Regions from separate parts of the Homo sapiens genome. Here region 1 is linked to region 2. Evidence: read pairs that join two places in POLR2A ChIA-PET (ENCODE). Cell type or tissue: PC-9. All regions are shown on one strand. Links, peaks and the distances in the headings refer to the core of each region. The heading gives the core; the rest is flanking DNA. Region 1 overlaps C1orf167 (chromosome 1 open reading frame 167). Region 2 overlaps CLCN6 (chloride voltage-gated channel 6).

The links. Peaks named below come from ENCODE experiments on the same cell type or tissue, not always from the same donor. Only the 100,000 strongest peaks of a DNase experiment are listed, where the experiment ranks them.
Region 1: POLR2A ChIA-PET joins it to region 2 with 5 read pairs; 10 of 35 experiments call an interaction of 5 or more read pairs at or near these places.

The regions. Positions count from the first base shown.
Region 1 is chr1:11,769,191-11,773,581 of GRCh38, reverse strand. C1orf167 (chromosome 1 open reading frame 167) reads right to left here. Exons shown (of 21, transcript NM_001010881.2): 7 at 1,946-2,058; 8 at 1,323-1,500. Among named protein-coding and RNA genes, the nearest start is that of C1orf167-AS1, 8.2 kb to the left of the region's middle. In PC-9, for the core only: no CTCF peak of the experiment used is centred there; no DNase peak of the experiment used is centred there.
Region 2 is chr1:11,819,422-11,823,812 of GRCh38, reverse strand. CLCN6 (chloride voltage-gated channel 6) reads right to left here. Exons shown (of 23, transcript NM_001286.5): 5 at 4,259-4,325; 6 at 1,012-1,118; 7 at 1-106. Among named protein-coding and RNA genes, the nearest start is that of CLCN6, 15 kb to the right of the region's middle. In PC-9, for the core only: no CTCF peak of the experiment used is centred there; a DNase peak (open chromatin) is centred at 2,122; H3K4me3 peaks cover 366 bases; H3K27ac peaks cover 1,791 bases.

The DNA.
Region 1 (4,391 bases), core at 267-4,266, 50 kb after region 2:
TGTTCACCATCATACTCGACAAATTTTTGTATTTTTAGTAGAGATGGGGTTTCACCATGTTGTCCAGGCTGGTCTCAAACTCCTGACCTCAAGTGATCCACCTGCCTCGGCCTCCCAAAGTGCTGGGATTACAGGCATGAGCCACCGCGCCCGGCCAGTGGTTATGTTTCTAAAGAGTCCTTATCTTTTAGAGAGGCATATAAAAATATTTATGGATGAAATGGTATAATGCATGGGATTTGCCTCAAAATAATTTGGAGCGGGGGATGTATTTGGAGTACACATGAAACAAGCTTCAAGAGAGGCTGATTTTGTTGAAGCTGGGTAATTGGTGCGCTGGGGTTTATTATCCTATCTGCTCTACTTTTGAGTAAGAAAAATGCCCCACAGGCCGGGTGCGGTGGCTCATGCCTGTAATCCCAGCACTTTGGGAGGCCGAGGTGGGTGGATCACCTGAGGTCAGGACCAGCCTGACCAATATGGTGAAACCCTGACTCTGCTAAAAATACAAAAAAAATTAGCCGGGCGTGGTGGCATGTGCCTGTAGTCCCAGGTACTTGGGAGGTGAGGCAGGAGAATCGCTTGAGCCCAGGAGGTGGAGGTTGCAGTGAGCCGAGATCGTGCCACTGCACTCTAGCCTGGGTGACAGAGCGAGACTCCGTCTCAAATAATAATAATAATAATAATGCCCCATAATAAAAAGTTAACCACCAGGGAGCAAAAAAAGAAACTCATAGATCTGTGTTCCTTCTCTTCACAACACTTAAGCCAGGTGGTATTCACATACACCCTTGGGACTGCTAGTTTCCTGTCTGTTCCCCCACCAGCCATGGGTTCCACTGTGATGATGGGCAGAGGTGGGAGGCCGGGACTAAGCTTTGCTTATATCCAAATCCCAGCCAGTGGGGCGGGCTAGCATGTTCTAGGCATGCTCAGTCGATGGCTGCTTTCATTTCCTATTTGCATCCTTGCCTCTCAATACTAGGAGTCAAGAGCTGACTTAAAGGGAAGTGGGGGCCAGGCATGCTGGCTCACGCCTGTAATCCCAGCACTTCTGGAGGCCAAGGTGGGCAGATCACTTGAGTTCAGGAGTTCGAGACCAGCCTGGGCAACATGGTGGAACCCTGTCTCTATCAAAAATACAAAAAAATTAGCTGTGCGTGGTGGCACATGCTTATGGTCCCAGCTACTCGAGAGGCTGAGGTGGGAGGATTGCTTGAGCCAGGGAGGTGGAGGGTGCAGTGAGCAAGATGGTGCCACTGTACTTCAGCCTAGGTGACAGAGTGAGACCTCATCTCAAAAAAAAGGGAAGGGCATCCTACCTGCACAGCCAAGCTCTCTGGTGCTGGGGGCTCAGTGGGGCCACCCAGGCTACACCTGCAGCAGTAGAGTGCCAGGCCTGGGGGAAGCTCCCTGTCCTCTGTGTGGCCCTGGTGGCCTTCCGCAGAGTCTCCCTCTCCTGTCTGGCCCGTTTCTTCTGTTGGCACCACAGGAAGAACACTAAGGAGAGAGGGAGGAGGGAGAGAAAAGAGAGAGTAAGCAGATGGGAGGATCTGAGCCAGGAGGGGCCCCTGACATGTGGGGTGCCTGTCGCAGGGCACCCCCCATCTCTGAGTAAGTGAAGTCTAGCTCCAATACTCCAGCCTCTGGTGTGGGCCTGCATCAGTGTATCAGCCCAGAAATGCAGGCCGTGCTCCTCTCATGCTGTGTGTCCTCAAACAAGTCACTTAACTTATCTGTGCCTCAGTTCCCCATCCGTAAAATGGGCACAGTTCCTCTTGGGGGTCACTGTGAGGCTCAAATGAGATTGTCTCTGGGAATGTGCCAAAGCAGATGCAAAATAAACATTCATTCGCCCAGGGTCCCCCGCCCCTGCCCAGTGTGGAGCTCAGGCCCTGCGTGGCCAGGCTCCATCTCCCCGCTTTCCCAGCACCCCACGTCTCACCAGCCAGTTGCAGGGCCTGCAGGATCTGGACTCTCTCGTGTCTGCTGTCTGTTCTCTGCCTAGGATGTGACAGAAGCCGCTGAGCAATCTCCTCCTCCCTCAGACTTCCTGGACTAAAAGCAAAGTTGCCCAGAGAGAAGCTGATGACCCGGGAGGAAGGGCACTCGGTCCCAACCTGTCCGCCCCACCCCAGGCAGGTGCGGTCTGCCCTTGGGAGCAGGGGGCGCTGAGTCCCCCTACCCTCTTCTGGACAGTTTATTTTATGTCGGATTTAAAAGCTATTGCTGGGGGGAGGTTCTGCTCTTGATTTATTCTCTTTAATACTATTTGGATTTTTTTAAACAACAAACATGTATTAAAATAAATATCATTTAAATAATTATTTAAATACATTTGTTCAATTTAAAAATAAGAACATGGCCAGGCATGGTGGCTCACACCTGTAATCCGAGGACTTTAGGAGGCTGAGACGGGCAGATCACTTGAAGCCAGGAGTTTGAGACCAGCCTGGCCGACATAGTGAAACTCCGTCTCTACTACAAAAAAAAAAAAAAAAAAAAAAAAAAATATATATATATATATATATACACACACACACACACACATACACACACACGCTGCCAGAGGTGATATATACACACACACACACACACACACACACACAAATTAGCCAGTGTGGTGGCACACACTTGTAGTCCCAGCTACTCGGGAGGCTGAGGCATGAGAATTGCTTGAGCCTGGGAAGCACAGGTGGCAGTGAGCAGAGATCACACTACTGTACTCCAGCCTGGGTGACAGAGCAAGGCTCTGTTTAAAAAAAAAAAAATACCCAACTGTAGTAGAAAATTGGGGAAATAAAGAAAAAAATAACCAGAGGCCGGGCGCAGTGGCTCACGTCTATAATCCCAGCACTGTGGTAGGTTGAGGCAGGCAGATACCTTGAGGCCAGGAGTTTGAGACCAGCCTGACCAACATGGCGAAACCCCATCTCTACTAAAAATACAAAAATACAAAAAAAAAAAAAAATCAGCCAGGCGTGGTGGTGTGTGCCTATAATCCCAGCTACTTGGGAGCCTGAGGCGGGAGAATCGCTTGAACCCAGGAGGCGGAGGTTGCAGTGAGCCAGATTGTTCCACACACTCCAGCCTGGGCAACAGAGCGATACTCTGACTCGAAAAAAAAAAAAAGAAAAATATAACCGACTTTAATCCCACTGTCCCAGAGATAAGCATAGTTTCCATTTTAGCATTTTTAAATGAAATATCTTTTACTCCTTAATTGTGGTAAAATACACATCAGAAAGTTTACCATTGTAACCATTTTTAAGTGTACAGTTCAGCAGTGTTAGGGATTTTCACATTGCACATTTTCAGGTTTTTTTTTTTCTTTCTGGTCCTTTTTCTATGCACCATGTGGTTTCTATGCAACTATGTGGTTGGGAAAAATATTTTGGATACATTTTTATGCTCCTTTAAGAAAAATTTAACATTGCCACACCATTTTCCCTTTTTTTTAAAAAATGCTATGCAAATATTCATAAAAATACTTCCAGGGAGGGGGCTATGAAAGGATGAAGCTTTCAAGTTAATTAATAGACTTCCAACTATTTGGAATATTTTTCAAATTGAGCATGCATTACTGCTATGATTGGAAACATAACCAGTAAAAAATCTTCCTGGCCAGGCGTGGTGGCTGGCTCATGCCTGTAATCCCAGCTCTTTGGGAGGCCGAGGCAGGTGGATCACTTGAGGTCCTGGCTAATACGGTGAAACCCCGTCTCTACTAAAAATACAAAAAATTAGCCGGGCATGGTGGTGGGCGCCTGTAGTCCCAGCTACTCGGGAGGCTGAGGCAGGAGAATGGCGTGAACCTGGGAGGCGGAGCTTGCAGTGAGCTGAGATTGTGCCACTGCACTCCAGCCTGGGCGACAGAGCGAGACTCCATCTCAAAAAAAAAAAAAAACTTCCTAAACATCATATTGGATGGTTGCTAATTGTTCATCACATGGTCAAACCATCATTTCCTCACTCACTGTTGAGCATTTAGGCTGCTTTTCAGCTTGTTTTTTTGAGACAGGGTCTTGACCTGTTGCCCAGGCTGGAGTGCAGTGGCATGATCATAGCTCACTGCAGCCTTGATTTCCTGGCCTCAAGTGATCCTCCTGCCTCAGTCTCTAGAGTAGCTGGGACTACAAGCATGCCCCCATGCCTGGCTAAATGTTTACATTTTTTTGCTAGAGACGGGGTCTCGCTATGTTGCCCAGGTTGGTGTCTAACTCCTGGCCGAGGCCTCCCAAAGTGTTGGGATTATAGGTGTGAGCCACCGTGCCTGGCTGTTTTGAAGTTTTTACAATTATAAATGATGCCATGATGGACATCTTTTTTGCATAAATCTTTGCCCACATCTGCTTATTTCATTCCCATTCTTTTGTGGGGATGAGGAAGTA
Region 2 (4,391 bases), core at 146-4,145:
CTCCAAGGACCTTGCAGAGCAGGGTCCGGAGACGGACGATTCCTGGCACCTTTACGCCATTCAGATAGCATTTGACCTCGGGTATCCCGGAACCTGCTGCCACCGGCTGATGGAGGAGAGCAGGCACACCCATAACTCGAAATCCATTGGTTCTCTGGCTTACCCTCAACAATCTGGGCGGCGGAAGAGGGAGAGCTGGCCACCTTCATTAGCAGCGTGAGCGTCACCTGGAGGGCTTGCAGAACCACAGCTGCTGGGCCCCACTCCAGAGGATCTGACTCAGGAGGTCTGAGGGGCAATGGGAGGACTTGCACTTTTTTTTCTTTTTTTTTTTTGAGGTAGAGTTTCACTCTTGTTGCCCAGGCTGGAGTGCAATGGCACAATCTCCACTCATTGCAACCTCCGCCTTCTGGGTTCCAGCAATTCCCCTGCCTCAGTCGCCCGAGTAGCTGGGATTACAGGCATGCGCCACCACGCCCGGCTAATTTTGTATTTTTACCGGCTAATTTTGTATTTTTACTAGAGACAGGGTTTCTCTACACTGGTCAGAATGGTCTCAAACTCCCGATCTTAGGTGATCTGCCCGCCTTGGCCTCCCAAAGTGGCCAGACTTGCACTTTTTAAAGAAAAATAATTTCCACTTTTATTTTAGGTTCAGGGATTGCATGTACAGGTATGTTACGAGGGTATATTGCATGATGCTGAGGTTTGGGACATGAATGATCCTGTCACCCAGGTAGTGCGCATGGCACCCAACAGTTTTGTTTTCAGCCCTTTCCCCCTTTTTTCCTCCCCCCAGAATCTGTACAAGTTCCCTGTGAATGAGCATCACCTGGGAGGCCTTTCTTCTTTAATCTCACCAGAGGTGAAACCTTTACCTTTAGTGAACAAGAGGCCACTTTCTGCAGGAATCTGCATTCTCAGTTTCCTGACATTCTGGAAGGAGGTGGGGAAAAGGAGTGCGGGACTCTAAAACCTCCTAAGCGAGCAGGTGAATCCAAACCACCTCACCTCAATGAGAACAAGGAGGCTTGCCAGGAAGACAAAGGTGAGGTTAAAACCCAGGAGTTCAAGGAGAGACAGAGCGAGGCAGCCTTTCTGGCTGCACTCCTCCACCGCTGCGGAAACTGGGTTAAGGAAACTTGTTCATCAGCCGAGGGGTGTCCCCGTCATCACTTGAGAGGGTGCAGCTGCTTCTCCTTTGGATCATGCTGGCTGCTGAGTGCACTTTTTCTCTATATATAAAAATTTTTTAAAAACTGCCTGAGATGACTGGGTGCAATGGCTCATGCCTGTAATCCCAACACTTTGGGAGGCTGAGGCAGGAGGATCACTTGAGCCTAAGAGTTGGAGGCCAGCCTGGGCAATGTAGTGAGACCATGTCGCTACAAAAAGTACAAAAGGTATATGCCTATGGTCCCAGCTACTCAAGAAGCTGAGGTGGGAGGATCGCTTGAGCCTGGGAGGCTGAGGCTGCAGTGAGCTGTCATTGCACCACTGCATTCCAGCCTAGGCAACAGTGTGAGGCCTCATCTCTTAAAAAAAAGAAAAAATTGTTTGAGATGCCTTTGACATTAGGAAATACTTCAAACATTACAAAAAGTAACGAATACCCATACCCTCACAACTGTAGCTTTAACAAATCTCAACAACATGCCATATATGCTCCAGGTATTTTTAAAAAAGAAAACATTCAGTACCATTTTAAGAAACAAAACAAAACAAAAAAAAAAACAGTTTTCCTTCCTCTCTCCCCTGGGAGAAACCACTAACCTGAAATTATTGTGTGTATTTCAAAAGTGTCCACACTGTTGTACACGGCACTTGTATATTCTGTAACTTGCTCTTTTTTTCTCAACATTAAGTCTTTGAGAATTAGCCATGTTGATACACACAACTCTGTGGTTCGTTCACTTTCACTTGTCTAAAATTTTTATTTTACAATCTACAGAAATGACATGATGTCTAAAATGATACCATATGAATGTACCATAATTTTTCCATTCTCCCATTTGGTGACTCCAGCTTTTTGCTATCATAAAGCTATAATTACCACCTTTGTACATGTCTACGGTTCAAATTTCTAAGAGGAATGTATGAGTCACAGGAATGTGCACCTTCCTTTTTCTAGAGGTTTACTGGCCAGTTTTTCTCTTTTGAGAATTCCAGTTCACATCCTTTGCTCGTTTTCCTTCCATTGGACCATCTGTTGTTTTTCTGATTGAGTTGCAGGAGTTCTTCCTGTATTATTTGTTCTGAATCAGAGTCTCATTCTGTCACCCAGGCTGGAGTACAGTGTTGCAATCTCGGCTCACTGCAACCTCCGCCTCCTGGGTTCAAGTGATTCTCCTGCCTCTGCCTCCCAAGTATCTGGACTAAAGGTGCACACCACCACACTCAGCTCAATTTGTATTTTTAGTAGAGACAGGGTTTCACCATGTTGGCCAGGCTGGTCTTGAACTCCTGACCTCAAGTGATCCGCCTGCCTCGGCCTCCCAAAGTGCTGGGATTACAGGCGTCAGCCACCGCGCCCAGCCTCTTCCTGTATTCTGGATACTAATTATCTGCCTCTTAAATGCATAGTAAATAACCTCTCTCAGGCTGTGGACTTGTTTTCACTTTATTTATGGTGTTTTATTGTTGTTATTTGGAGTTTTTGTCTTTATAAATACAATATGTACTTTGATGTGGTCAAATTTATTGATTTTGTTTGTTTTTTTTTTTTGTTGTTGTTTTTTGAGACAGTTTTGCTCTCATTGCCCAGGCTGGAGTGCAATGGCGCGATCTCGGCTCACTGCAGCCTCTGTCTCCCGGGTTCAAGCGATTCTCCCACCTCAGCCTTCCAAGTAGCTGGGATTACAGGCACCCGCCACCATGCCCAGCTAATTTTTTGTACTTTTAGTAGAGATGGGGTTTTGTCATGTTAGCCAGGCTGGCCTTGAACTCCTGACCTCAGGTGATCTGCCTGCCTCGGCCTCCCAAAGTCCTGAGATTACAGGCATGAGCCACTGCACCCAGCCATTGATGTTTTTGTTTGTTTGTTTTTGAGACGGAGTCTTGCTCTGTCACCCAGGCTGGAGTGCAGTGGCGTGATCTTGGCTTACTGCAAGCTCCGCCTCCCAGGTTCATGCCATTCTCCTGCCTCAGCCTCCCCAGCATCTGGGACTACAGGCGCACACCGCCACGCCCAGCTAATTTTTTTGTATTTTTAGTAGAGACGGGGTTTCACCGTGTTAGCCAGGATGGTCTCAATCTCCTGACCTTGTGATCCGCCTGCCTCTGCCTCCCAAAATGCTGGGATTACAGGCGTGAGCCACTGTGTCCGGCCCCATTGATGTTTTTTCTTATAGTCTGTGCCTTCTGGAGTTTTAAGAAATTATTCCCCACTCTTGACAACATATAGTCTCCCGAAGTTTTGTTCTGCATATTTACATCTTCATCTGGAATTTATCTTATTTATAGTATGAAATAGGAATATAACTATTTTTCCATATGGATCACCCATGTCCCAGCATCATTTTTTTTAAGACAGGGTCTTGCTATGCTGCCCAGGCACAGTCATGGTGCATTACAGCCTCAAACTCCTGGGCTCACCTCCTAAGTAGCTGGGACTACAGAGATGTGTATCTTTTATTTATTAAATAACACAGCGTCTTTTATTAAATCATTCATCACTCCCTCACTGATTTGTAATATTAACTGTCATTCACCAAAGTTCCATGTATGTGAGGACCAGCTTCTGCTTCTCTATCATTTTCCACTGTCTAGGTATTCCTGCACCAATATGACCAATTTCAATGACTGTATCTTAAATTTTATGACTTTTTTTTCCCTAACTCCCCAAACTTGTTAATTTTATAAGACTTGATATCTGACAGGGTCAAGTCCACCTTCTTGTCATTTAGAACTATACTGACTGCTTTTGGCCCTTTACTCTTCTACACAAATTTACAAAGAATTTCTGAGTTCCACAACAAATTCTATTGGAATTTTGATTGGAACTACATTAAATTTACAGATTAGGGAGTACAGGCATCTTTGCGGCATCTGTAATCTTATCAACCACAAACATAGGTATATGTCTTTGCTTATTAAAGTCCTTCTTTTGTGTCCTTCAGTGATCATTAGAAATATTAAAGCTGAATAGCTAATAAGCGGCCCTTCTAATACTATGCTTACTGTTAGACCCATTTCTATGTAAGAAAGAATCTTGGTGACCACTGAAGTCCACGAACACCAGGAACCGTGAAAAGGATACATGTCTGTACCACTCCGAACTTGAGTTGGGTGAAGAGTCGCACAAAAAAGTCCACAAAGAGACCCACCTGTGAAGAGCAAGAGATCTGTCACACAGCCTTATTTCCAAGTGTAGCACAAGTATAGTACAGGTG